Regions from separate parts of the Homo sapiens genome. Here regions 2, 3, 4 and 5 are each linked to region 1. The links are chromatin loops, found by intact Hi-C in ENCODE. Cell type or tissue: dorsolateral prefrontal cortex. All regions are shown on one strand. Region 1 has its middle 5.5 kb from the start of LINC02004. Region 2 overlaps RYK (receptor like tyrosine kinase). Region 3 has its middle 12 kb from the start of MIR4788. Region 4 overlaps RYK (receptor like tyrosine kinase). Region 5 has its middle 12 kb from the start of ANAPC13.

Region 1 (5,000 bases):
ATCTCTACAAAAGAAAGAAAAAATTAGCCATGCGTGGTGACACATGCCTGTGGTCCCAGCTACTTGGAAGGCTGAGGTGGATCGCTGAGCCAGGGAGGTCAAGGCTGCAATGAGCCGTGATTGTACCACTGCACTCACAGAGTAAGACCCTGTCTCAGAATAAGAAAATAAATAAGAACCATCTTTCTGTCAAGATTCAGACAAATCCCACGAGATTTTTAAATCTGCCCCTGAAAGGAAGAACTTAAGGAACGGGATCTAGAGGGAGGCCCCTCCATTGTGCAAGATGGGGAAATGCCCACAAAGTCGACACTCCAGGGAGTGCCACAGAGCACCACGCAGTGGAAGGCTCCCACCCCCTTCCTCCTCCCTTTTCTCTTCCTCCCCTCCTTTCTGTTACAGGAATTGGACACTTGTAAAGTAGACCAAAAACAAACAAAAACCACCTGACTTGAAATGCCTCAACTGGAATTGAAACCAAAGTCCCCAAGGGTCATAGTTCCAATGCCTAGCCCTTAAGCAATGTCAGCAAGTCTTCACAAACCTAACAGCTCAGGCCCTTGGCCCAAAACAAACTAAGAATGGTAAAGACAGGAACGCTGAACTGTTGGCTGCGGCATACTCCAGTGGTCTTTTGATCTGTGCCTCCACCCCCAAATAGGGTTTGGCCTGCACCCCTGACATACCATGTACCTGTGCTGCTGTCACTGGCTATTACTGTATCAAGGCACAGCGATTTTTTATTATTACAGCAAGGTTCATTGTAAGTGATAATAGATATAATTTCAAATAATTTTGACAGGTTTAAATTTGGGAGATGAGTGCCCTAAAAGGTCTGTTTAGAATGTCATTTTTATGTCATAATGCAGCTAAGAGTCCCCACAAAAAGTGGAAGTGGCAGCTCAGGCATCTTCGTCTGGTTCGAACATGCAGATACTGATCGCTTTACCATCAAACCTTGGACTCTTCATAGGAATCCTTAGAAGTTACTTGTCAATTCCGTGAGGATGACTGTGGTTCAGTTATGTGTTATCTAGTTAGGTTTGGTATATCCAGCAGAAATCCTATCCAGCAGGAGCAAGCCAACTGTGCTGAGGCTTGTTCCTGTCAGGGCACCCCCATTCTTCTCTCAGTTCACCACACACACTTTGCCGACTCAGTACTATTTGAAATACAAACCAGTGACAGAGCCAGCACCAATCTGAATATAAAACATTAAAATTAGCTGGGCGTGGTGGCGGGCGCCTGTAGTCCCAACTACTTGGGAAGCTGAGGTGGGAGGATCTCTTGAGCCAGGGAGGTGGGGGCTGCAGTGAGCCAAGATTGCACCACTGCACTCCAGCCTGGGCGACAGAGTAAGACTGTCTCAAAAAAAAAAAAAAAAAAATGAAGTCACATTGTCATTTATTTATTTACTTATTTTACAGACAGGGTGTCGCTATGTTGCCCAGGCTGGCCTCAAACCCCTGGGCTCAAGCGATCCTCCCATCTCAGCTTCCCAAGTAGCTGGGACTACAGACCCATGCCACCGCATCAGCTCTTATTTTTAGATTAAAATTATAAATACTCACATAAAGGTTCTGTTATTTTCTTCCTGCACCCCCAACAGATCATCTTACATATCCCAATTTGGAGGCCACTGACCTAACCAGGATCCTCTCACCCCAGGAGCCCATCTCTGAAAAGCTTTCTGCTATCAGAAGCGCCCCAGCAGTTAGCCATTTCCCTGAAAATCAGGCGGCCAGGCCCCACAACTGGAAGAATTTCTGACAGAGCAGAAGAATCACATGTTCCAATTCAGACTTCTACTTTGGTATCTGCAACCGCCAGCCTCCCCATGCTCCCCTGCCAAGTTGTGGGGGTGAGGGTGGGCTGAAGACTGTGCTGAAGCAAGGTGGGGTGGGCCCTACTGGGTGTGAATTTGTGGGACTCCCTTGTGTTCCCAAGGCCACACTCAGGCTGCATTCCTGAGGTCTGCAGGGGAGTGGCTGCGTTCCTGGTCCAAGTATAGAGAAACAGCGTCCCCTGGTGGCCCTAACATGTAGTGCCTCAGAACCCCGGCTCCTTCCTTTACTATTTGCTGAACTCGCTTTGATGCTCTAGTATAATGGCGTAATTATTTATACAGCGATGTGTTGCAAAGACCTGGGGTGGTATCTGGGCTCATCTGTGTGATCTTGGGCAAATTAGCTTCTCTGAGTCGCAGTATCTTCAGCATTAAAATCGGATAATCAGACCTACTTTTTAGGGTTGTTGCTAGAAGCAAATGAAAGGATAAATGAAAAGCAGTAAACAGTGGCGAGCACATAGGCAGGACCTCTGCTATGATGTTGGTCATGACGCTTGATGTTGATGCCTGCAGACACTGAAAGGCAACTGAAACATCTTTCTAGACACAGACCTGGAGAGATAGTGAGAGGTTGTGGACAGGAACTCTCCTGTTCCTGAGCTAACACACACGGAGGAGCAGTGAACACGTCCTGGACAGGTGTAGTGAGTACGAGCCTGTGTGTGTGTGCACAAGCACCCTCCCCATGGAAATGCAGAGCGCTCTGGAAGGTGCTCAGCATACATCGCAGAGGGAAGGAGTGGTGACAGCAGGGAAGCAGTGTCACTTATTCTCCAGGCATATTGCAGAGCTAGACCCTGAGAAAGGATCAGAGTTTATTAATTCATACAATTACTTATTGATCACCTAATATGTGCAAGGCAAGGTTAACAAACTTTAGCAAACAACTATCACAAAACATTCAAACAGAGGCAAGTGTTAAACAGCAGAGTTAGTGTAGGCTGGTGTTCTGAGGACTAAGAATTGTATTCCCCAAAGCCACCAGGACAGAACAACTGAAAACACACAAAGCCAGGCCCAGGCAGAGTAAGGATTTCTGTGCTCTGGTGGCCTGCGGGAGTTGCATCACCACTAAGCTCTCTGGAACATGCTTGGGCCCACTCAGTCCATTTGAAGCCAGGACAAGGTGTGAGGTGAGCCCTCTGTAATCATCCCTGCTCATGACTAGGATTCCAGCCAACTAAAATGTGGTTTTGTTAAAAGCTAGTAACCCCTGGGTGTTCCCCCAGCTTTCTCCTACCCACACCTGCAGAACGGGATATGAGCCCTTCCTGGGTTTGGTGATGAAGAAAGAGAGGGTCTGGTGGCCCAGAAGAGGTACGCAAGATCTGCCAACCCCAAACAGGGCCCTTAGGGAACAATCAGTTCTTCCGCAATCCAGAAGAATTTACGCATCTGCACAGGTGAATTGAAAGATCAAAATACGTGAAACATTTGTTGCTGTGCTTCCCAACCACCCCTAAATTACAGACTTCTGACTTGTGGATATTCATCCTCACACCCTTGAGAAGTGCCCTGACCTCACAGAGCCTATTACTTATATTACTTATTAAACACCTACTATGTGCTGGGCAGGGTTAGCAAAATCAGGGGTGGAGAAGGCTGGGTACTAAGGTCAGGGAAGGGCTTCTGCCCAGTTGAGGCTTCTCCTTTCTCATAATCTCCTTTCCCCCTTGGATTCTTTTTCTCTTCTGTCCATCTCACCCATATTCACCTCTAGGGGGATGCAGGGCTTGTCTTTGGCCCACTGCTATCTCCACCAAGCACAAAACATTAATACTCCCTCTGCCTCCAGCACTGCCATTCAAGGTAAATGCAAAATTGTTGCTGCTTCAATGTTTCTACTTTCTTGCAAACTTGGAAAACAACACTGCTACAGTCTTTTTTTGAGTCTTATTCTGTCACCCAGGCTGGAGTGCAGTGGCGTGATCTCCGCTCATTGCAACATTCACCTCCCGGGTTCAAGAGAGTCTCCTGCCTCAGCCTTCCGAGTAGCTGGCACTACAGGTGCATGCCACTACGCCCAGTTAATTTTTGTATTTTTAGTAAAGATGGGGTTTCACCACATTGGCCAGGCTGGTCTCGAACTCCTGATCTCAGGCAATCTGCCCGCCTTGGCTTCCCAAAGTGCTGGGATTACAGGCATGATCCTCCGCACCCGGCCCAGTCTTACAACTTTTCTGGAAAGGTCCTGTACAGCTGTTCAGCTTGGGAGTGAGTTGGAGTAGGAGACGAGCTGGGAACCACCCACCATGGAAAACGCTGTTTCTGTAGAGACATTCTGAGGTCAAACAACTGATTTCAAAAGCTCCAGCTCCCTAGATCCCTGTGGATCTGTTTTCCCTTTTCCTTGTCAGGCACCTGGAAACATTCCACCCTTTTCCTGACTCTCTTGTCTGCCTAACACTCTAATCAGTCTTTCTTGGCTCTGTCCTTGTACCTCAAGAAGGAGAGAAACAAAGGAAGGAGCCAGTTCACGGACAAGGGCTCTTCCAAATTCAAAAGTGTTTTTCACTTCCATTAGGAGGGTTTAGAAGGTACATAAAAACTAAGCGACAAATCAATAAATAAACAAACAACTATTAACTCCAGGAAAAAATAAAGGGAGACATAATCATAATGGACTTTTGGACTCAACCATGAATTGAGCTCACATGTTTATCCAAAAAATAGTAACAATTTAACAAAAAGTTGGGACATAACTATCATAGCAGGATGCAGAAAATGATAGTAGGGACATGGTGGTGGTGTTATCACTGAATCTTTGTCTTCCAATGATAGGAAATCAAAAGATAACATCTAGAGTTGAGAAGTACGGCAGTAAGTACCAGGAAAATAACAGTTTAAAAGTTTAGGGAGGCTGGGCACAGTGGCTCACGCCTGTAATCCCAGCACTTTGGGAGACTGAGACAGGTGGATCACCTGGGGTCAGGAGTTTGAGACTAGCCTGGCCAACATGGTAAAACCCCGTCTCTACTAAAAATACAAAAATTAGCCAGGTGTGGTGGCACACGCATGTGGTCCCAGCTACTTGGGAGGCTAAGGCAGGAGAATCGCTTGAACTAAGGAGGCGGAGGTGTAGTGAGCCAAGATAGCACCACTGCTTTCCGGCCTGGGCAACAGAGCAAGACTCCAACTCAAAAAAAAAAAA
Region 2 (5,000 bases), 95 kb after region 1:
GAGAAAATTGGACTTCAATAATTGGCAATTTCTTCTCTAATCCCAGAAACTGCAGTTTTAAAATTTATATCTTAAAGACTGCAGAGGGAAAAGAGAACTACCTTGTGAATGCCTCCCATTTTTAGACAGTTCCTCAAAAAAGGAGCCAGCAAGGAGGCTTCCACAGTTTCATGCTTCATATTCCTCTAAGCTGCTGATAGGACCAAAGGGGCTGCCTTCTCAAATCTCCTCCTCAGCCCTTTGCACCTCTCCCTGTGCCCTCATTGGCCAGCTACACTCACAGCCTCATTTCCTTCCCTTCTCTCCTCCTTTTCACCTTGCCACACTGAGATGCTCAGGCGCCAGTCTTAGCTGCTTTTTTAACTGCAGTTATGGCCCTGGACCCCTTTGCCAGGCCCTCTCTGCTTACTTTGGGGTTCTGGTCTCTGGTCTGCTCCTTCTCTCCTTGTGATAACTGAGACCTAGAATAAAGGAGACAGCAAGTTTCTGGGGAAATAGTAAGTGTGGCTTTGAATTTGTTAAGTTGGAAGGCTGTAGGATAATTAGATAGAATTGCCTAGTAGGTAATTGGACACTTGAGAGGGATTGAAGGTAAAAGAGAGTGAGAGAAATTGACGATTAAGATATCCCATCAGTGGTGAAATGGGCTAGAACCCTAGTGTACTAGGATTGAAGGATTTACATTTGGAGAGGAAAATGGACCTTTCCTTGGGACTAGAATGAAAAGAATAGATGCTCTAATAGATCTGCCGGGGTGTTGAAAAGAAAGGCAGAAATGGGGTTCCTCTGTACTAGTGGAAAGGGACAAAAACATTGAGTGTGAGGAGGTGGGGAAGGCCTGTAAGGTTGGAATAAGACGAGGGAAAAGAGGGTCAGTGAGGAAGGGATTGCTGAGTAGAACTAAGGGCCTCCCCTGAGACTGGAGGTCATTGTTGTGTAAGAGCTCCTTTTCTGTAGGATGGATTTCCTTCAGCAGTGCTGAGCAGCAGGAGTAGAGTAAGAAGGGGTGGTCAGGATGCTAGAGCTGCCCTTTGAGGGTTTGGAAGGAGTCAACCAGCTGAAGGTGCCAATATGACTGTCAGTAATGTTGCCTTCTTTAGGGCTTGGGCTGTGGAGAACATGAAACTAGGTGTTCACGGCTATACTGGAGAGAAGGGAAGTGGCTTTAACTGGCTGCTGCATCCTGCTATGAACACAGCACCTGGCTCATAAATGTGCCTCATAAATGTTGGCTGACTTGGAGTGATGGAATCAGAGAACTAGTTTTGTAGGAATCAGAGGTGGTGATGGGATCTTTGATAGAATGGCATTTTTGCATTTGTTTTGGTAGTGAAGTAATTCTTTAGCGTGTCAGGATATTGAATACTGAATATTGAAGCCAGGGAGAACATGGCAGGAGACCAAGGCCTCTGCAAGTCCTGTGTGGCTTATTGGTGTTGATGGCATGAGAAGTAGCCATTATGAGTAGAAGCTGTGAGCTTCGGCCGGGCGCGGTGGCTCACACCTGTAATCTCAGCAATGTGGGAGGCCAAGACAGGTGGATCACTTGGGGCCAGGAGTTCGAGACCATCCTGGCCAACATGGTGAAATCTCGTCTCTACTAAAAATACAAAAATTAGCTGGGCATAGTGGCGTGTGCCTGTAGTCCCACCAGCTACTCGGGAGGCTGAGGCAGGAGAATCGCTTGAACCCAGGAGGTGGAGGTTGCAGCGAGCCGATATCACGCCACTGCACTCCAGCCTGGGTGACAGAGTGAGACTCGGTCTCAAAAAAAGAAGTTATAAACTTCAAAGTAGAGGGGATTTGCATGAGGGCATGAGGAAGGGATGTCTGGGAAGGACCTAGTGATCCTAAAGAGTGCCGACCCTACTGTCTAGGCCCTGAGGGTCAGGTGTTGTAGGAACTGAATGATAGGAAGGGGAACAGATGACTTCTGAGGAAAGCCAGGTTGTGGGAGAAGGTGGGAAGACATTTGTGAAGAGGCAGAGAGTGTAGGAGGCTGTTCTGAATAGGGAGGTTCTCAGAATGGGGAAAAAACAGAAGGCCTGCAACAGTGTTCTTGACAGACCCAGGAGGGTTTGTGTCAGAATCCCTGGGGCCAGCAGTGGGCTGATGATTATGGAGAAGTGCAGCATGGCAATAAGGTAGCTGTTCTGGAATGACTGCTGATGCTGCTGATGTCAGAGGAGACTTGTGCCAGGCTAACAGTATGTATTGCATTAATGATCTTATTTGATCCTCATAACATGTATTACCCTTATTTTACAAAATATGGAAACTCAGAGAAGTTACAAATTTACCTAAGAGTCACATGGTCTCATGGTTCCAAACCCAGTTCTTGCTGGCGGTGCTGATTTCTTTTGTGCACCTACCCTTCATGTATGGTCCTGTTCAGAGATAGCATCGGTGTAGGGATGTATAATGCATTCTTTGATGTATTGCTGGAGAGCTTGCTCATTCCCTGCCCAAACTTGCTTGGCTGTGGCTCTCTAGCACCCCCTGGTGGCAGCAATGGTATTGTGATATGCTAAGGTGAATGTGAACACTTCCTAGCCAAGGTACCTCGAAGTCACTGATGTGCTGCAGCAAGAACATTTCCTTTGTTGGGAATGTGGCACTTATCAAACACAGCCTTTAACAGTTGTTTACGTACCTATCTTAACTGCAAAGGAAGAGTTTAATGTTTGCATACCCCTACAGTGTTTAGCTAAGACACTTTAAATAGAGTGTGAAAGGAGAAACCCCAAGGGGAATCAAATTCTGGACTGAGCCCTTCTTATTCATGGGTAACAACGCCTTCCACCTTAGCCCAAGCGTAAGGGCCATCCCTTCCCTTATATCTGGGATGATACTCTTTCCCTCTTTTCTTTCATCTTTATTATGTACCATTTCGTTAGCTTTTTTCACTAGCATATATACATATTTGAATATCTCATCTAAAAACAAAGAAAAGCTTTGGAACACCCCCCACTTCACCATCTGTCTCCCATTCTTCTAGTTAAGTTTCTTGAAGAATGGTTTATCGAACATCTTTCTTCTCACTCTTTTCCCAACCTGCTGCCTCGTGGCTCTGCAAATCTCAGTCTGCCACCAATGATACCTTTTGTGACCACTGAATGAGAGAGGGATACCATAGTTATCAAGAACCTGTGGGCAGGGCAGAGAGTGATGTGAACTGTAGGGCTTCATTGAAAGTCTTGATGCTGGCAGCCATTCTGAATTTCAGCTATTGCTTTGCAGTTTGAGCTGCTTCTTTCATGAACTCTCCATAGCAACAGAGCCTTAATTATTGATGCTGATTGGTTCTGTTAAGCCACATTGGGTAGGCCAAGTATTGATAGATAACATTGGTGTTTTAGAGACATCTCATGGGTTGCCTGTCTTCCCTTCTGGATTCTGAATCACTTAAGAAGTAGATCCAGAGGTCAAATGGGGATCTAAACATGAACTTTCTTTTTGGTGAGAGCAAGACTAGAGGATGTGACTTAGATATTCTATGAGAAATCTACCTTGGAATCTGCTTATTGTGTGAGTGGGTCTGCAGAGCAGACCTTCCTCCACCAGCCACAAGGAGGCCCTCCGAGCTTGGCTTTCATTTATCAACCAGAGAAGGCATTGGTAGCTATTTATGGTCTGTCAGTTACATATCTCACCGCTTTGGTTCTTCATATCTGGCTCTCCATGGCCTCTCTGTCAGTGCTGCATAGTTCTCAGCAGGATTTCTGACCCTAGATGGCAGGTTTTATGGAAGAGTGGTGGTCCTGTTGTGGACTTAAAATAGAGGGTGGCTTACTTGGTTGAATTTTTATCCAATTGAAAATTCTTAGGACTGTTTCTGACAATTTGCATTTTTTTATAGCTAGATTATTTGTACATATGAAAGGCTCATCCATTGATTAATGAGCCAATTAATGAAGTCAAGCTGATAGTATCCTTCTTGTTATCACAGGTCCATTTTGTTTATTTTTGTCTATTTTACAGGTTGAATATAAGCTGGGATTCCAAGTGGACAATGTTTTGGCAATGGATATGCCCCAGGTCAACATTTCTGTTCAGGGGGAAGTTCCACGCACTTTATCAGGTAAGTAAGAGTCTTCAAAGACAGAGTTAACATACTTTTTCAACTGCATCCCCTATGGCCCCAAAACAGAAGTTTACTGATGTGTAGTGTGTATTACTTGATAGGCATAAGATGTATGAGTACTGTGAAAAGTAATTTTTGTAAATATTTGCACTGTGTTCTTAAACCATTCTCTCTTTTCTGTCCTTCTGGAACTCTCTGTGCTCCGCCCTCCCTGTCTCTTTTTCTGCATTGCTGGTACTTACCTCCACATGAGTCCCTGTGCCTGATCTTGTTTCCCTTTGATTAGGCACCACATTTCACCCTGTGGCCCAGATGATCTTTGCACGGTCATGTTTGACCCTGTGACGTGAAGCCCATCAGTGCTCTCCACTCCCATCAACTGAACATTCCAGACTCACCACCTTGTGTCCTGGATCCTTTACCATCTGCCCCTGCCTGCCTGTCTAGCCTTGTTGCTGCACTTGCCCCAGAGTTGTAGCAGTTCCAGACTACATGCAGTTCTGATCTTCAAGCCTTTGCATGTGCTGGTCTCAGTATTTGGGATCATCTTTTCCTCTTTCTGCTCGTGAACTCCTTTCTATTCATCCTACTCATTCTGCAAGACTCAAGATCTGCACTGTCTTTTTTCTGCCACCTTCTCTTCTTTCATTTGTTAACTTCTATTCTTCCTACCCCTTAGAACCTTATATTTAACTGTTTTTGCACTGATTACATATCTAGCAATTCCCTTGATGCATAGCATAGAGTATGGTGCAGGATAGGCACTCAGTACAGTCTGAGTAAATGAATAAGTGTATTATTTACACCAATTTAACTGCTTTTGAGCTAACTTCTTAGGCTCTTGAAGTTGTGGTATTTGTAAGAAATGGATATTTTTAAAAATTGAAAGTATCAGCCACAATAGTGTTGTGAAACT
Region 3 (5,000 bases), 140 kb before region 1:
TTCAGGTATTAACTCAAATGGCACCTGTTTGGTGAAGAAGTGCAAGAAGTTAGTGCCTTCTTGCACTACTTCCTGACTACCAATCCAAATTAGCAAACCCCTCACTAACCCATGTCTCAAGTCAAAGAGAACCCATCCTCTCCATCACATTATCTTGTCTTATTGTCTTCCTGGAACTCATTACTATCAGAAATTGCTTTTTCCTTTTATTTGCTGCTAGTTTATTTCCTTGTCTTTCCTCTACATTAAAGCACAAGCTCTACAAGAACAGGGGTCATGTGTTTTTTTACTGCTGCATCCTCAGCTCTTAGAGCAATTCCTGGCACATGGAACACATGTCATGAGTGTTTGTTGAATGAATATACTATTTCCTGCCTTGATCTTGGAGAACTTTCCTTCTATATAATGTTTTCTGGAAGACAGACAGAGTACACAAGTGAGTGAGACTCAGATAGAGAGACTCTTTTGCTGAAAGGACTCATCCCTGGTCTGGTAACTTGCCCTTTAGTTGTCTCAGTGTCCTGAGGTAACCAGGTGGGAAGGAAACACAGGACTTTATCCAGAGCCCAGCCCCCTCTGTGAGCACATATAATACATTCCACATGAGCCAACTAACCCTATTTTTCAAAGGAGCCATGGCTCAGCAATAACCATCCCAGCTTACTGCCTTTTCAGCAAACAGTTTCTGTTTTGTTCCTTGGTGAAGACATAAGAGTAGAAAAGTCCTCCCTCCCCCACTCTGTGAAAGCCCAGTGTGTTGGTGCCTTCTTGCACTACTATAAAGACATACCTGAGACCAGGTAATTTATAAAGAAAAGTTTAATTGGCTTAAGGTTCTGTGGGCTGTACAGGCTTCTGCTTCTGGGGAGGCCTCAGGAAACTTACAATCATGGCCGAAGGCAAAAGGGAAGCCAGCACATCTTCACATGGCTGGCAAAAGAGACAGAGTGAAGTGGGAAGTGCTACACACTTTCAAACAATGAGATCTCGTGAGAACTCACTCACTGTAATAAGAACAGCAAGGGGGAAATCCGCCCCATGATCCAAACACCTCCTACCAGGTCCCTCCTCCAACACTGGGGATTACAATTCAACATGAGATTTGGGTGGGTACATAAACCTAAACCATATCACCCAGCAAGTCTTGAATGGACTTAACTCTTGAGCTTGACCATTGTTTTTCTTCTCAGTATTGACAAATGGTTACTTGTGGGCTTGCCCCATGCGTGTAAAAAGTGACAGAGGACGGTTTTTATGTGTGACTGTACCTCGCTGACAGTGGGCTTGGACCACTTTCCAAGGGACTCTGGCCCATGGGGAAGTTTTTTCAGAACCTTGGGAAGAAGAGCCTGTAATTATTTATATGAAAGAAGACAGTGGGGGAGTGCTCTTTGGAATGTCATCTCACAGGCTTTCCTGGAGTTAGGAGTAATCTCAGACACCCTAAATAAGTTACCCAACACAGATAGGGCTGGCTTTAGCCTCCTGGGGGAAGTCTGGGTGCAGGGGATGTGGAAACAGGTTTCACATGGGGAAAAAAGAAAATGATCTTGAAGACAAGATGACAGCTCTAAAACAGGAACCACAGGGAATGTGCCCATTACATTTACAAAAATATATGTGGGACATATATTTTTTGGCTAGAATACTCAACTGTTGGGATAATCAGCATCCCAACTGTTGGAACAAACCAAAATATAATTCTTGGTTTGTTTTTAAAGCTGCTGGAAGAATAAGAATATGGTCTACCCTGCATTCACCCACTCATTTATTCATCAAGCAATATTTTTGAGTACCTGTTATGTTTTAGACAACATTTTGGTTCTAGGGAATCAACTCTGAATAGGACAGTCAGGGTTCCCCTAATCATGGGGCTTATATTCTGAGGGTGAAGATAGACATTGACAAGATATTTGCACAAATAAGTAGCAACAGATATGAATTCAGTGTAGGAAATTCAGCCAAATGAAAACAGGGCCTCACTGCCAGTGTCTTCCCAGTTGCACTCCACCTGTTGCAAGATCCTGTAAAAGCAGTGGAGCTTGGGGGTGAATAACGGCCAAAGGAGCAGATGAGCACCAGACTTGATCCCAGGCTGTCTATATTCTTTACAGAAAAGGGGGCAGACCTAGGGGAATATAGCAAGCAAGGGGCCCCATTACACTTTGCCCCATTTCACTTCCTGCTCAAGCAGTGCTCTTACAGGGAAGTGGCTCTGGACGGGCCACTGCTGATCCACCCTACCCTCAAACCACTCTTTCCCTCTCTGCCAGCAATTGAAAAGCCACACATGGCTCTTCTAACACAGACTGCCTCACAAGTTGGGTCAATTCAGGTCCTCCGGGAAGCAGATGGCAGGATGGAGTTAGAAATGCAAAGAGATTTATTAGGGGAAATGACTGTGAAGATTGAAAGGGAAGAAGGAGCAGGAGGAGGCAGAAAGAGCCTTCAAACTGCAATGCAGTCCTGATCCTTGCAAAAGGAGATGGGGAAGGAAGGAGGTGTGTGTGGGTACGGAGAGCCTCAGAGCAGTACAGCCCCCGGAAAATCTCAGCCAGCCCAAGAGGGAGCTCTAGAACCAAGATCACTCATTAGAGAAATCCTGCATTGCACAGAAATTGTCAAGGCCCTAGTGCCTCTGCTGTGCACAGTCATTGGCCATTGCTGCCCAGGAGAGTGTGGCCTCTGCTCAAACACAGCAACAGACCCTGAAGGTGCCGCAGCTGGTGGCCATCAGCTCACTACACTCTCATCACAAGGTTCCCTCGGAGGGAGAACTGAGTGGCACCTTCCACTGGCTGCCAACATGGCAGGCTTATGCGGGTGTGCTCACTCCCAGTGTTCCATTCCATGATTGATAACCAAGGTGAGTGTCTCTATAAGCACAGCCTTTGGCTCCAGGGGGTACAGTAGGGGTGAGATAAAGGCATAGGCACAACAGAGCACAGGCAGGCCCCTGGGGTTGGAAGAGACACCAGAAACATTGTTGAGGCTCCAGCAGTGCCAGCTGAATGGACAGCAGGGGGCAGGAAACACAGAGATTGGAAGGCCAGCAAGCCTAACTCAGAGAATCCCGGCCAGGAGGAAGAGAAGTGGCTGACTGCTGGGGAAGGCCACAGTGGATAAGCCAGTGATGGGGACATAAGACAAGCTGTACCCCCTGTTTCTCACATATAGGCAGCCAGCCTGCAAGCTTGGCACCCCTTCTTTGCTTCCCTGTATCCTCCTCCCATGAAATCCAAACACTCACCTCTATAAATATTTATTGATGTCCAATGGGGTTGGTCCTTCTGATCCTTGATAGGTTATTAACTGATATTGAGGAAAAACCTCAAAATTGTTTTTGATTGAAAATTCAAGAGTTAAGCTGAACTATCTTAAATTCATTTTAAGTTGTATTTCTCAAAATAGAGGAGAATCATCATCTTAGCAATTCATTTAGCTTAACGTGATAGTTCCCTTCATCTCTTGAAAAACTCAACCTGAAGTTTATGTCTGATGTTAAGAGGCCCTTGGACACACCGAAGATTATATTGTGTCATGCACTGAGGAGTACACTCAACTGAAATGTCTATTTCTAAGGTCCAAAGCTAAAATTAGATGAAATAAAACAATGCTGACCCAGCAAGAAGGGCCCCATGCTTTCAAGCACTCCACATATTATAAACACAAAACCTTACATTCATTTTCTCAATTAGCACCAGTTACGGACCAGGAAAACTCATCTCTGGAGCTTTTGCTCTGTGTCCTCAAAACAAAACCAACTGTCTGAATGCTGTGATGTTGTAACATTGGAGAGGAACAGCGTGCGTAGTTGGAGTTGGAAGTGCTTAGATCAAGAAAAGACAAATTAACTTGCCCAGTCCTTCCTGTCAGCATGAATGCAATAGGTGGCCTGGCATGACATTAACAGAATATACTTTCCCAGTCATGCTGAGCACTCGTTTCCTAACTTCTCTTCATGTTCCAGTGTGTGCCTCCAGAGGCTTTCATTATATAGTGCTGTGTTCATAATAGTTGTATATGGAGTGAGGAAGATTTTCAAATTAAATAATTCGCATTGCTCCTGAAGTTGGTTGTGGGCTGAATTTATGATGTTAAAGTATGTGGGCCTCTATTTGCATTCTTGATGTAGGCCCCACAAATGTTAGGGAAAGGCCTGGACAGTGGCACTCTGGTAACCAAGCAGAAGTCAACAAAAAGTTCGACGTAAATTGGGCCACAGTTCATGAAAACATTCCTATGATAGCTCATTAACAATGACGATAATCACAGCAGCAGTTCTGTAAACACACCTGTGGACACTGGGTGCTACATATTTTGCTCTCGTAATCAGCCTTTGCCTTGTTCTGTGTGGTGCCTCAGTGAGCTGTGGGCCAAGCACTGTGAGTCCCTGCCTTCCCAATGCAGAGACTCTGGGCTCTCTGTTGGTCCGCTCTCCAGATGTTTCTGGGGGTTCCCAGGTGCCATCCCACATGGGCTCTGAAGCAAGGCCGCAGACATGCTTCCAGTCTCCCTGCTCACCGCTGGCCCCAGCACTGCTGCCCCTTCTGCCCAATGTCCTTGTGAGGGCATCTCTGCTGCCGGCTGTGGCCGAGCCCCACCAGAGCATTGCTGCATGTCCTAGGTTGGGGACCTGGCTCCCGCTTTGTGCCCTTCTTCCATGCTCAGAAATCCCTCCCACACTGCTGCTCCAAGCACATCCTGAGACAGCCCCAGGCCCAACCTTGTCTTGAGAGTCCCTGTTGCACTGGCTTCCACCCAGCTCCCAGACATCCTCCAAGGACAGGGCCCTCTCCCCACACCCTCCATCTGGCTGTCTACCCTCACCCCACCCAATCTCCAGGAATCTCCATGGCACACCCTCAGCCCAGAGAGCAGGTATTTCCTTTCCCACATCATCAGTGGGAGTGCTGAGTGGTCCCTTTCAAAACAAACATGTTGTCTGCCCCCAACATGACCCTTTTGAAATGTCATTTTTCTCAGCTTTAAAGGAAAAG
Region 4 (5,000 bases), 110 kb after region 1:
CTAGTGGTCAAGAGTACGGACTCTAGAGCCAGACCATCTCTGTTTGAAGCCTGGCTATTCTGTTTACTAGTTTTATGGGCTACATGGATTAAGTTATATAGCCTATGTGTGTCTCAGTTCTCCTCTGTAAAGCAGAAATACACACCTAGTAGGTATGTTGTGAGGTTTTAATGAAATACAGTAAGCTCTTAAAACAGAGCCCTACGTATAGTAAATGGCATTTTATGAAGTTTTTAATAAAGTTGCAATATGCTAGTATGTCCAGAATTGGTTCCTTCTGGTGGGTTCTTGGTCTTGCTGACTTCAAGAATGAAGCCGCGGACTCTCGCGGTGAGTGTTACAGTTCTTAAAGATGGTGTGTCTGGAGTTTGTTCCTTCAGATGTTCAGATGTGTCCGGAGTTTCTTCCCTTCTGGTGGGTTCATGGTCTCACTGACTTCAGGAGTGAAGCCGCAGACCTTCGCAGTGAGTGTTATAGCTCTTAAAGGTGGTGCATCCGGAGTGGTTCGTTCCTCCTGGTGGGTTCGTGGTCTCACTGGCTTTAGGAGTGAAGCTGCAGACCTTCGCAGTGTTACAGCTCATAAAGGTAGTGCGGACCCAAAGAGTGAGCAGCAGCAAGATTTATTGTGAAGAGCGAAAGAACAAAGCTTCCACAGCGTGGAAGGGGACCCAAGCAGGTTGCCGCTGCTGGCTTGGGTGGCCTGCTTTTTTTCCCTTATTTGGCCCCACCCACATCCTGCTGATTGGTCCATTTTACAGAGAGCTGATTGGCCCATTTTACAGAGTGGTGATTGGTCCGTTTTACAGAGTGCTGATTGGTCTGTTTTTACAGAGTGCTGATTGGTGCGTTTACAAACCTTTAGCTAGACAGAAAAGTTCTCAAAGTCCCCTACCTGATTAGCTAGACACAGACCACTGATTGGTGCGTTTACAAACCTTTAGCTAGACACAGAGTGCCGTTTGGTGCATTTACAATCCTTTAGCTAGACAGAAAAGTTGTCCAAGTCCCCACCCGACCCAGAAGCCCAGCCAGCTTCACCTCTCACTAGTAGTGATGGACAAAGTTCTTCTGCCCTTTCCTGTCCTATTAACAATTATTTATTACCTGCCAGGCAAGCTAACAGTGGTGACCAGAAAGCTCACATCCAGTTATCCAACAGCATTTAAGAGACATCTGCTGCTTCTCTCTCTGCATAGGGGCCACTGGGATTACCATTTATTGAGTGTTTTCTGTTTACCAGTACTGTACCCCAGGTACTTTATATGTATTATCTTAACACAGCCACCTAGAAATAGGCTTGAAGAGATTAAATAACTTTTTCAGGATTGCTCTTCTAGGAGCAGGGCAGAGCAGGCGGGACTCAGTGTTGTAATAGCTATGTGTTAATAATCCACTATTGTCATTGTATAAAACACTTGCTGTGTGCCAGGCACTGTTCCCTGTGCTTTACATTCATGAACTCCGTTAATCCTCACACAGTCTGGTGAGGTTAGATGGAGCCCATGGCTCCGTGGAATTCATTAGAAAGGGATGGTAGTGTTCTTCCATTCCAGGCACTTAGGAGCCACTGCTTGTTATAAACAGATCTCATTAGAGGCAGAGAATTAACACTGCCTGAGATATGCCCATGCCAGGGCAGTTGGAGCTCATGTGTGTGGCTTTCCCTCTCTCAACACTGCAAATTGATCTTTTCAGTCTCTTTGTTACGCCTGATGAGTCTGTCCTGGATAGGCAGAGCTTCTCTTTACATTCACCCTGAAGTCCTGCAGAGGGGTTGGTCTGCAGCGTGTCTCTACTGTAGTCTTTCCCTGTTAGTTTGTGACTGTGGGAAAGTTTATTACTCCTTTGTGGGATGCTTGAACTTGTCATCTGGCAGCATCTTAATTTTTCTCTTCCAGTTTCCATTATCCCCACCACCGCCCCCATGCCATTACTGGTGACAGAGTTTCCCTTTAAAATCTTTGATTTTATATTTAATGCCTAACTGTCTGACACATAGTAAAATACTCAGTAACTATTTGGTTGAATAACCAATGAATAGAGGGAGGAAAAAAACCATTTTGTTTTACCAATCATTCTTTGCTTTTTTCACAATAGTTTGTGCCAGAAATGACCATTCTGTCTGGTTTATGTTTTCTGTCCCAGGGAAGCGTGGTTTTCTCTGTTCATTGATTGACTCAGTGTTAGTTGAGCTGTCACTGGGGCTCACTCTGGCCCACTTGCGGCTTATTGTGCCAGGTACTGGCATAAGTGCTGGGGAAGGAGAGGTGAATAAACAGGCACTTGTCCTGCCTTTGTGGAGTTTATAGTCTGGTTGGATGAGACAGATATTAAACAAAAAAAATCCTTACTGGAATGTAGGGGTCACAGTCTTTGTCTGTTGCATTCATTGCTGTATCTCTAGCACCCAGTACAGTACCTGACATGTAGTAGATACTTAATAAATATTTGTGGAATGAATGGATGAAGTGGAGTTACAGAGAAAAATAGAAAAGTACAAATTGTTGTCAGTGTTTTGAAGGAAAATTATGATCTTTCCCAAAGTTCTGACTTCATTCTAAGACAGGGTTAGTATCTCCATACATAATTTTACTTGCTTTTGAAAATCAAATGAGATAATCTATTTAGATTGATAATTTATTTAGACTGGCTATAAACTATTAAGTGCTAGCAAATATACATTTTAATCTCATTTTCCACCTCTTGTGATATAGCTATGTAGGTGTTGACTTTAATGGATGTCAGGGGTAGGTCCCTAATTGCTTCTTGCTTCTATCATAACAGTAAGTCTTGGATTCAAAAAAAAATTTCGTTCTGACCACTTAGCATAGTGCTTTGCTTATTTTAGGGACCCACTTAATATCTGTTGAGGGAATGAAAAATTGACATAGATGTCCCTGTAACGCCTTTGTGTGCCTACAGTCTTTTCAAAAATTCTGAGGTAGCACAAGAGTGCCACCTACTGTTAAGTTAATGGAGAGACTGTGTCTGTGCACTTAGTCATCAGTGATGTTGGTTGCAGATAATACTTAAGAAGTACTTTCACATATCTCATACAATTTGAGCCTCACAAAAATCCTGTGAGGTAGATTATCTTAATCCCATTTATTTCCTCCCCTTTTGAGGATGGTAATGCTCCTCTTCCCTCCCCATTATTGAAGTCTGGACTTCTAACAGCTTTGATATCTGGTTTGATTTTTGAGTGGTACTCAACTGTAAAACAGAGTCCTGTAATCCCTTTTTGCTCTAACGACTGGAGATGCATAATATTCACATAATTAATATAACTATAGTAGTATACTATAAATTAGTAACAATAATTTATAAAGATATGTTTGAGGGCTAGGCAATAAATGCTTTACTTATTTATTTTTCATGTAATCGTTTTAGCAATCTTATCAGAGGATAGTGTTATGCACACTCTGTCCACGGGAATTTGAGGTTCCAGAGGATTAAATAGTTTGTCCTAGGCCGTACAGCTAGTAATCGATGATACTGGCAGTTCTGACTTCACGGTTTATGCTCTTCATCTCTTTTCTATATTGACCTATACCCACTGCATTATAAACTCATATAGATCAATTCTGTAATAACGTTGAGCCAAAGAAGCTCTTCCAGCACTCTGACCAGATGATAGCCTAATGAATCTTTATTATAGTCTCTTTGAGTTGCAAAGTATCTTCGCAGAGTTGCTGGAGAAACAGGGCTAACTGCAGCATCACAAGAAGAAGTATCAGGTTGGTGCAGTAATTGCAGTTTTTGTCATTAAAAGCAATAGCATTAAAAGCAATGACAAAAACTGCAATTTGCAATTACTTTTGCACCAATCTAATAGATAACCTAAAATGATGGACATCTTCAGGGAAGGCATGCTGGGGGGGCATTTCATTAGGCAAACATGTATCTTGAGATCTATGGTTGTGCTGAGCAGAATGGTTTGCATATTATAAGTGCTCTCCAAATGTTTATTGCAGGACATTTCTATCTTAATTTTTGCTATGACTTTCTACAGATGTTTGGTTACAATAGCAGATAGTAGTATATTGTATTATTAGCCATAGAAAGGCTACATAAAGACTTACAGTCCTCATTGCCTGGATGTTATATATTTACATTTTTCAGATTTGTGTATGGGCTCTTGAAATTGATAAACATTCATATATAAATGTTATAGATTACATAGCAGCCGTGTGTGTGTGTGTGTGTGTGTGTGTGTGTGTGTGTGTGTGTGTGTTTTGTTTCAGAGACAGGGTCTCACTATGTTGCCCAGGCTGGCGTCAAACTCCTGGACTAAAGTGATCTGCCTAACAGCCTTCCAAATAGCTGCAGCTACAGGCTTCACACCGCACTCAGCTTTATTATGTATTTTTTTAAATCACCAGTTTTTGAAAATACAGAATTATTATGTGGGAAGTGGTCAGTTAAAAGATTTTGCATATTAAGGAAAGTTGGAGACTTGATTGGGCACTGCTGATCCTGTAGCTAAGAGAGGCATTGAAAGACCTATCCTGCTATCTGGTTTCACCCTTCATGCTGAATTTCTATGTTTCACGTCTCCACTGCTGCAAAATTATAAGAACTAAGGCAGTGAGACCGAAATGTACCCACGAGACAAGGTTTCTCCCCACTGAAAAGACAAAACTACATGCTTGAGCAGCATTACTTTGCAGTAATCTTGAACACAAGGTTTACAATTATTTGAACCTATCATCTTCTTGGTGTCCTGTATTATTTAGAGAATATGGTGTAGTGTTTCAAGTACTAGAGATTTCCCAGAAGTTGGATGAAAGGGAGGGATTGGGGAAGTAGAAGAAGCAAAATGTATTGTGTTTAAATAAACTTGAACCAAATTTGATACTTTTTTTTTTTTTGAGATGGACTGTCACTTTATCGCCCAGGCTGGAGTGCAGTGGCGTAATCTTGACTCACTGCAAACTCCACCTCCCAGATTCAAGCGATTCTCCTGCATCAGCCTCCCGAGTAACTGGGACTACAGGCAC
Region 5 (5,000 bases), 170 kb before region 1:
AGTAAGTGTGGCCTCTCCCTTCATGGAGCCTTTAGTTGGGGAGACAGGCATTAAACCATTAGCCATACAAATACATGATTTCAATTTGGGGCGTATGCTAGGAAGGAAAAATAAAAGATGTGACTTAGGTTGGGTTCCCAGAAGCCAAGCCTGAGGCAGAGATTTCTTGTGCAAGTGATTTATTGAGGTGCTTTCAGAAGAGTCCTGTAAGGTAAACAGGATAGGGCAGGGAAAGAAGCTGAGCCAAGATGTGGTTTGAGCTGAAGTCTAGCTTCAGTCTGATCCAGTGGGATTTCTGGCCCATGACGATGCCAAGAGTTTTCTCACCTTGAGGCAAGGGGTTAGGCCTTTGTACTGAGTATGAATTGGTCAGTCATTGGCTTGGCCCCTCCCACAATCCCCCAGTGACAGCATAACCTCCCAGGCATTGCCAGGTGACACGCCTCTCCAGAGGACACTCTGTAAGAAGCAGCCTCGGCTGCTTGTGTCCGTATCCCTTGTTGAAACTCTGGAAACACTGAATAACTAAAATCTCTTCTCACAGCTGTGAGCCTTTGACAGCCAATACACAGTAGCTGGGGGAATGGGTACCAACAGTACTGCTGCAGTATAGGAGAATGTGACTGGAGGGGATCTGATTTATATTGAATAATCCAAGGGAGACCTTGTGATTAGCAGCTTTTATAGCACATAATTTGAAATACTAATTTTTTCTCTGAATTTTTTTCCAATCTCCAAGGAAGTAACCAGGTCCTGTGTGCTTCCCGTGCACATCAGGAAGCGGACATGCTTAATAATAACCCTAGTCCTTGTTTGGGAAGCAGGGGAGGGTGGGAGAGAAGAGGGTCTGCAGACAGGAACCTCTTAGGAGTAGTGGAAAGCTGTGTTCCACTCAGTACCACAGTGAGATGGTGAACTTCAGAGTTTCATGGTTTGTTGGGTGCTCCAGAGGAAACCTGCACCTCAACACTGAGTCTTCCAGAAAAGGCAAAGACCTCCAAGCTTGGAACCCCCTCCTACAAGGGCCCCCTCAGACTTGGCAGTGAAGATAATAGCAACGACCCAGATAGACTGAAGAGTAGAGGTCTTTACCCATTTTTCCAGGTCATTCATGAGTGTCCTAAATGCTTGCAAGACCCTAAGAAGGGGAAAGGACACCCCAGGGACCACAGAATTAATTTCTGCTTGCAGTGCAGCAGAGTGAGGCCAAATGGACTTAATTTGCTTTGAAAAAAAGAAATGTGCTATCTCTTGTACCCTCCTTGAGCTTGTGACCCAACACCCAAAGGATGAGTAGTAGTAATAAGGGAAAGAATTGGGAGATGAGGATTGCTTACAGAGAGAGCTAACTGCATAAAGCCAGGAGGTAGGACTGGCATTATAAGCAAGGTGGGTAGGCAGGTGTCTGGCTAAAAAAAGTTTTTCTAAGTCATTGAAAGGTTCTAACTAGAGAGAGTGGCCTGATCAGATTGGATTTAAATATATATATATATGTATATATCACTTTGGAGATAAGAATAGAAGTGGAAAGAAAAATTAGAAGAGCTTTGCTTTGGCTCAAGTGAGAAATGATGGTAGTTTGGATTGGCAAGATAGAGGTAAAAGTAGAAGGACTTGAAATATTTGTTCGAGGTGGAATTGTCCAGACTTGCCCAGTGTGAGCACTGCCCTCATGACCCAGGGGTTAGATCTCTGAGCTAGACACAGGACTAAAGTTACAGCCCCTAGTCTCTGGAAACAAGGTCTGAGTCCAGGGGCTGCTCATCCTTTGAAACCCAACTTAGACTCACATCGTAATAGTATCGTAACGATGACACGATGGTTAATCAAGCACTTCTATGCACTTTAAACACATGAGTTCCAGCCCTGACATTCACCTTTTAGGTGGATAGCATTGTCCTTATTGATCAGGAGATGGTGACTTAAATGATTTGTTCCAAGTTAACATTGAAAGACTTATTCCAGGCTGGACACGGTGGCTCACGCCTGTAATCCCAGCATTTTGGGCGGCTGAGGCGGGCAGATCACCTGAGGTCAGGAGTTTGAGACCAGCCTTGCCAACATGATGAAACCCCGTCTCTACTAAGAATATATTAAAAACAAAAACAAACAAACAAAAAACTAGCCGGGCATGGTGGTGGGCGCCTGTAATCCCAGCTATTTGGGAGGCTGAGGCAGGAGAATTATGTGAACCCAGGAAACAGAGGTTGTAGTGAGCTGACACGGTGCCACTGCACTCCAGCCTGGACGACAGAGTGAGACTCCGTCAAAAAAAAAAAAAAAAGACTTATTCCAAGTCATTCAAATAGTAAATGGATTCCAGCCTAGGTTGTCTGATCCCAAAACCCATGTCCTCTCCCAGGACCATGTTACCTTTCCTGTAAAACTTTCTGTGACATGGGAAGAAAATCCTACCAGAATACTTAGAACTTTAAAGTGTGTACCTTGTTTCTAAAATTGAGATAAAGAACTAGAAGCATTTTTAATAGGAGCATGGGAGTCATGAAACATTTAAAGATTCAACCTTTTATCAAACTCATATATAATGTTGTCACCATGAGTCCTGTTGTCACTGGATTTTATACGAGATTAAATCTCTGTAGTTTCAGATTTTGATGCATTTGAGAGGATAGTTTAATGTCAATGCTACAATACCCAGCAGGGGGCGCTCAATTCCTTTTAGAAAGTTTGAATCACTGGCTGATTGTTAGCTCTGAACGCTGAAGATTCTCAATACGTGTGATCTTTCGCTTGAAAGTGATTCTGCATACCTGGGCTGCCCAAAGTGCTAGCTAGCGGTTATGTGAGGAAAGCACAGCCTTCCTGGGATTCTGGCCAGCCAGGCTTGGACTGAGCAGCTCACCTAGTGGGCTCCCCACTCATGCTTTGTCGGGGGCAAAGTGAGGGCACCCAAAAGTTGAGGGCAGTTCAGAACTTTTGGTTAAAGAAAAAGAGGTCTGGAACCAGGAATTTTGCCCACCTGTGTCCCCAACTTATAGTCAGGCCTGGGGCTCTTTCATTAAGCTGTTTCCCAGATCTTTGCATGAAATCGTTTGGATAATTTAGGCATCATCCAGGAATAATCCATTAGGCTCTAGAAAGACTGTTTTTCTTTTTAAAAAAAAAAAAAACAAAACAAAAACTCTTATTCATGTACAGATTTGTTAATACAGGGACACTGTTGTCACAGGAGTTTGGTATACAGATCATTTCATCACTCAGGTACTAAGCCTAGTACCCAGTAGTTATTTCTCCTGATCCCCTCCCTCCTTCACCCTCCTCCCTCAAGTAGGCCGCAGTGTCTGCTTTTCCCCAGTTTGTGCCTATTGGTTCTCATTATTTAGCCCCCACTTATGAAAACATGCAGTGTTGGCTTTCTGTTTCTTCGTTAGTTTGCTAAGGATAATGGCCTTCAGCTCCATCCACATTCCTGCAAAGGACCTGATCTCCTTTTTAATGGCTACATAGCATTCCATGGTGTATATGTACCACATTTTCTTTATTCAGTCTGCCATTGGTGGGCATTTAGGTTAATTCCATGAAAAGACTGTTTTTCAAAGCTTCCTTTCTTGATTTGGCCCCGCTTTACCCACAGTTATATTTGTTCACCAGTTTCTCACTCTCACTGTGCCATACGCCATCAGTGAGCTCTCGAGGAAAGACTGGGTAGTGGCAGGCCTGAAAAGGCAGCTGGGTGGTCTCCTAAAGGGACTTCATACCTTGTGGCCTTCCTGGCCCAGATGATGGATGGTGCTGGCCTCTGCACCGGAACCAGCCTGGACCAGCTAGCTGCTCAGGCGTGCAAGCAAGGCAGTTGCCCTGGGCCTGCACTCAAAAGGGCCTGCATTTGGTATAATGCTCCGCTTTTGCTGTCTTGAAAGTGTTAATAATTTTTTAACAAGGAACCCACATTTTCATTTGGTACTTGGCCCCATAAATTGGGTAGCTGATCCTTGAATCTATGGTATCCATCAGGGTTCCATGCTGGACAGTGACTAAACCCAGCAAATGCCCTCACCTTAGAAGTGAGAATTCAAGGGACTGTGGGTGTTGGCCTTTGGGGTGACAGAAAAGCAACCAGGGCCAGGAGGAGCGACAGGGAGAATGCTGGGTCAGACCCCCGGGCTTGCCAGAGTCCTGACAGGGGTTCAGGTCCTCGAATGATCTCCTAGGCAGTTGCTGAAATCGGTTCCTCAGCTCAACTGAACCCTCTGTCTTTTTTGCCTCCTGAAAACTAGCCTCACTGACCATGGGAGGAAGGAGAGGTACAGAACTTGAGGTGAGGTTATCACCCAATCTCAGGGCATGTCCCTGCCTAAATTTCATCTGGCTCTTAGCCAACTACTATATGAACTTGCACTCTGTCACCCTGGTCACAGCAATGCAGCTGTTGCAGAATCGAGCCTCTTGAGTGCTGCAGGTGTGAGAAACACAACTACAGAGCTGGGACCAGTGGTTACCCCATTCCTTCATTAGTTCTGCTCATTACTATAAGGATTTCCACCTAGATTTTTATTTTAGTTTACCAACTGGGTTGAACCATATGAAAAAGCTGTTTTTATACATCAAAAATAGTCAGATAATTGCAATTTCCTGTTTTCAGCTAATATTATTCTTACCAAGAGCCAACTGTGTGTGTATACAAACACACGCACACCACACACAAACCGGATTTGATGGGGGTGGGTGGGGGGAACAGGCAAAGGGTGGAGAATTTGAAAACAACCAAATGACTCCAAAGGAAGTAGGGGAGAGGTTGACGTACAGACCCATCCCAGTTATTCCACGCCTTCCCTGTGACTCAGATCCCCTTTATCGTGCTGCCACCACCCAAAGGCAAAAGGGGTTTTCCTCTGCCCATGCATGATCTCTTCTACCTTCTTGGCATCTCTGCCCGTGCTTCCTCCCCACCTGTCATCTTAGTCTCCAGCAGTTCCCCTCTTCCCCTCCACCATGCCCACAGAGTGGTACTCACTTGAAGTGGCACACAGTCTAATGGC

What was found. A loop is a pair of places that touch in the nucleus more often than their neighbours do. Peaks named below come from ENCODE experiments on the same cell type or tissue, not always from the same donor. Only the 100,000 strongest peaks of a DNase experiment are listed, where the experiment ranks them.
Region 2: a loop joins it to region 1, with 5 times the contacts of the local background. A loop is called at or near these places in 104 of 110 quality-filtered maps.
Region 3: a loop joins it to region 1, with 5 times the contacts of the local background. A loop is called at or near these places in 18 of 110 quality-filtered maps.
Region 4: it touches region 1 in a loop (4-fold over the local background); 22 of 110 quality-filtered maps call a loop at or near these places.
Region 5: a loop joins it to region 1, with 7 times the contacts of the local background. A loop is called at or near these places in 109 of 110 quality-filtered maps.

The regions. Positions count from the first base shown.
Region 1 is chr3:134,305,584-134,310,583 of GRCh38, reverse strand. No RefSeq gene overlaps it. Among named protein-coding and RNA genes, the nearest start is that of LINC02004, 5.5 kb to the left of the region's middle. RefSeq lists a silencer at 1,823-2,117. In dorsolateral prefrontal cortex, CTCF peaks have their summits at 1,825 and 2,042 (motif pointing left); DNase peaks (open chromatin) are centred at 1,477 and 2,003; H3K4me3 peaks cover 559 bases; H3K27ac peaks cover 2,374 bases.
Region 2 is chr3:134,210,589-134,215,588 of GRCh38, reverse strand. It overlaps RYK (receptor like tyrosine kinase), which reads left to right. Exons shown (of 15, transcript NM_002958.4): 3 at 3,982-4,081. Among named protein-coding and RNA genes, the nearest start is that of RYK, 38 kb to the left of the region's middle. In dorsolateral prefrontal cortex, CTCF peaks have their summits at 2,278, 2,494 (motif pointing left) and 3,558 (motif pointing right); DNase peaks (open chromatin) are centred at 2,498 and 3,582; H3K27ac peaks cover 387 bases.
Region 3 is chr3:134,447,486-134,452,485 of GRCh38, reverse strand. No RefSeq gene overlaps it. Among named protein-coding and RNA genes, the nearest start is that of MIR4788, 12 kb to the right of the region's middle. In dorsolateral prefrontal cortex, CTCF peaks have their summits at 2,821 and 3,021 (motif pointing right); a DNase peak (open chromatin) is centred at 3,025; H3K27ac peaks cover 1,226 bases.
Region 4 is chr3:134,195,817-134,200,816 of GRCh38, reverse strand. All of the region lies in intron 6 of RYK (receptor like tyrosine kinase), which reads left to right. Among named protein-coding and RNA genes, the nearest start is that of RYK, 53 kb to the left of the region's middle. In dorsolateral prefrontal cortex, CTCF peaks have their summits at 2,759 and 2,963 (motif pointing left); no DNase peak of the experiment used is centred here.
Region 5 is chr3:134,471,791-134,476,790 of GRCh38, reverse strand. No RefSeq gene overlaps it. Among named protein-coding and RNA genes, the nearest start is that of ANAPC13, 12 kb to the left of the region's middle. In dorsolateral prefrontal cortex, a CTCF peak has its summit at 2,650 (motif pointing right); a DNase peak (open chromatin) is centred at 2,690.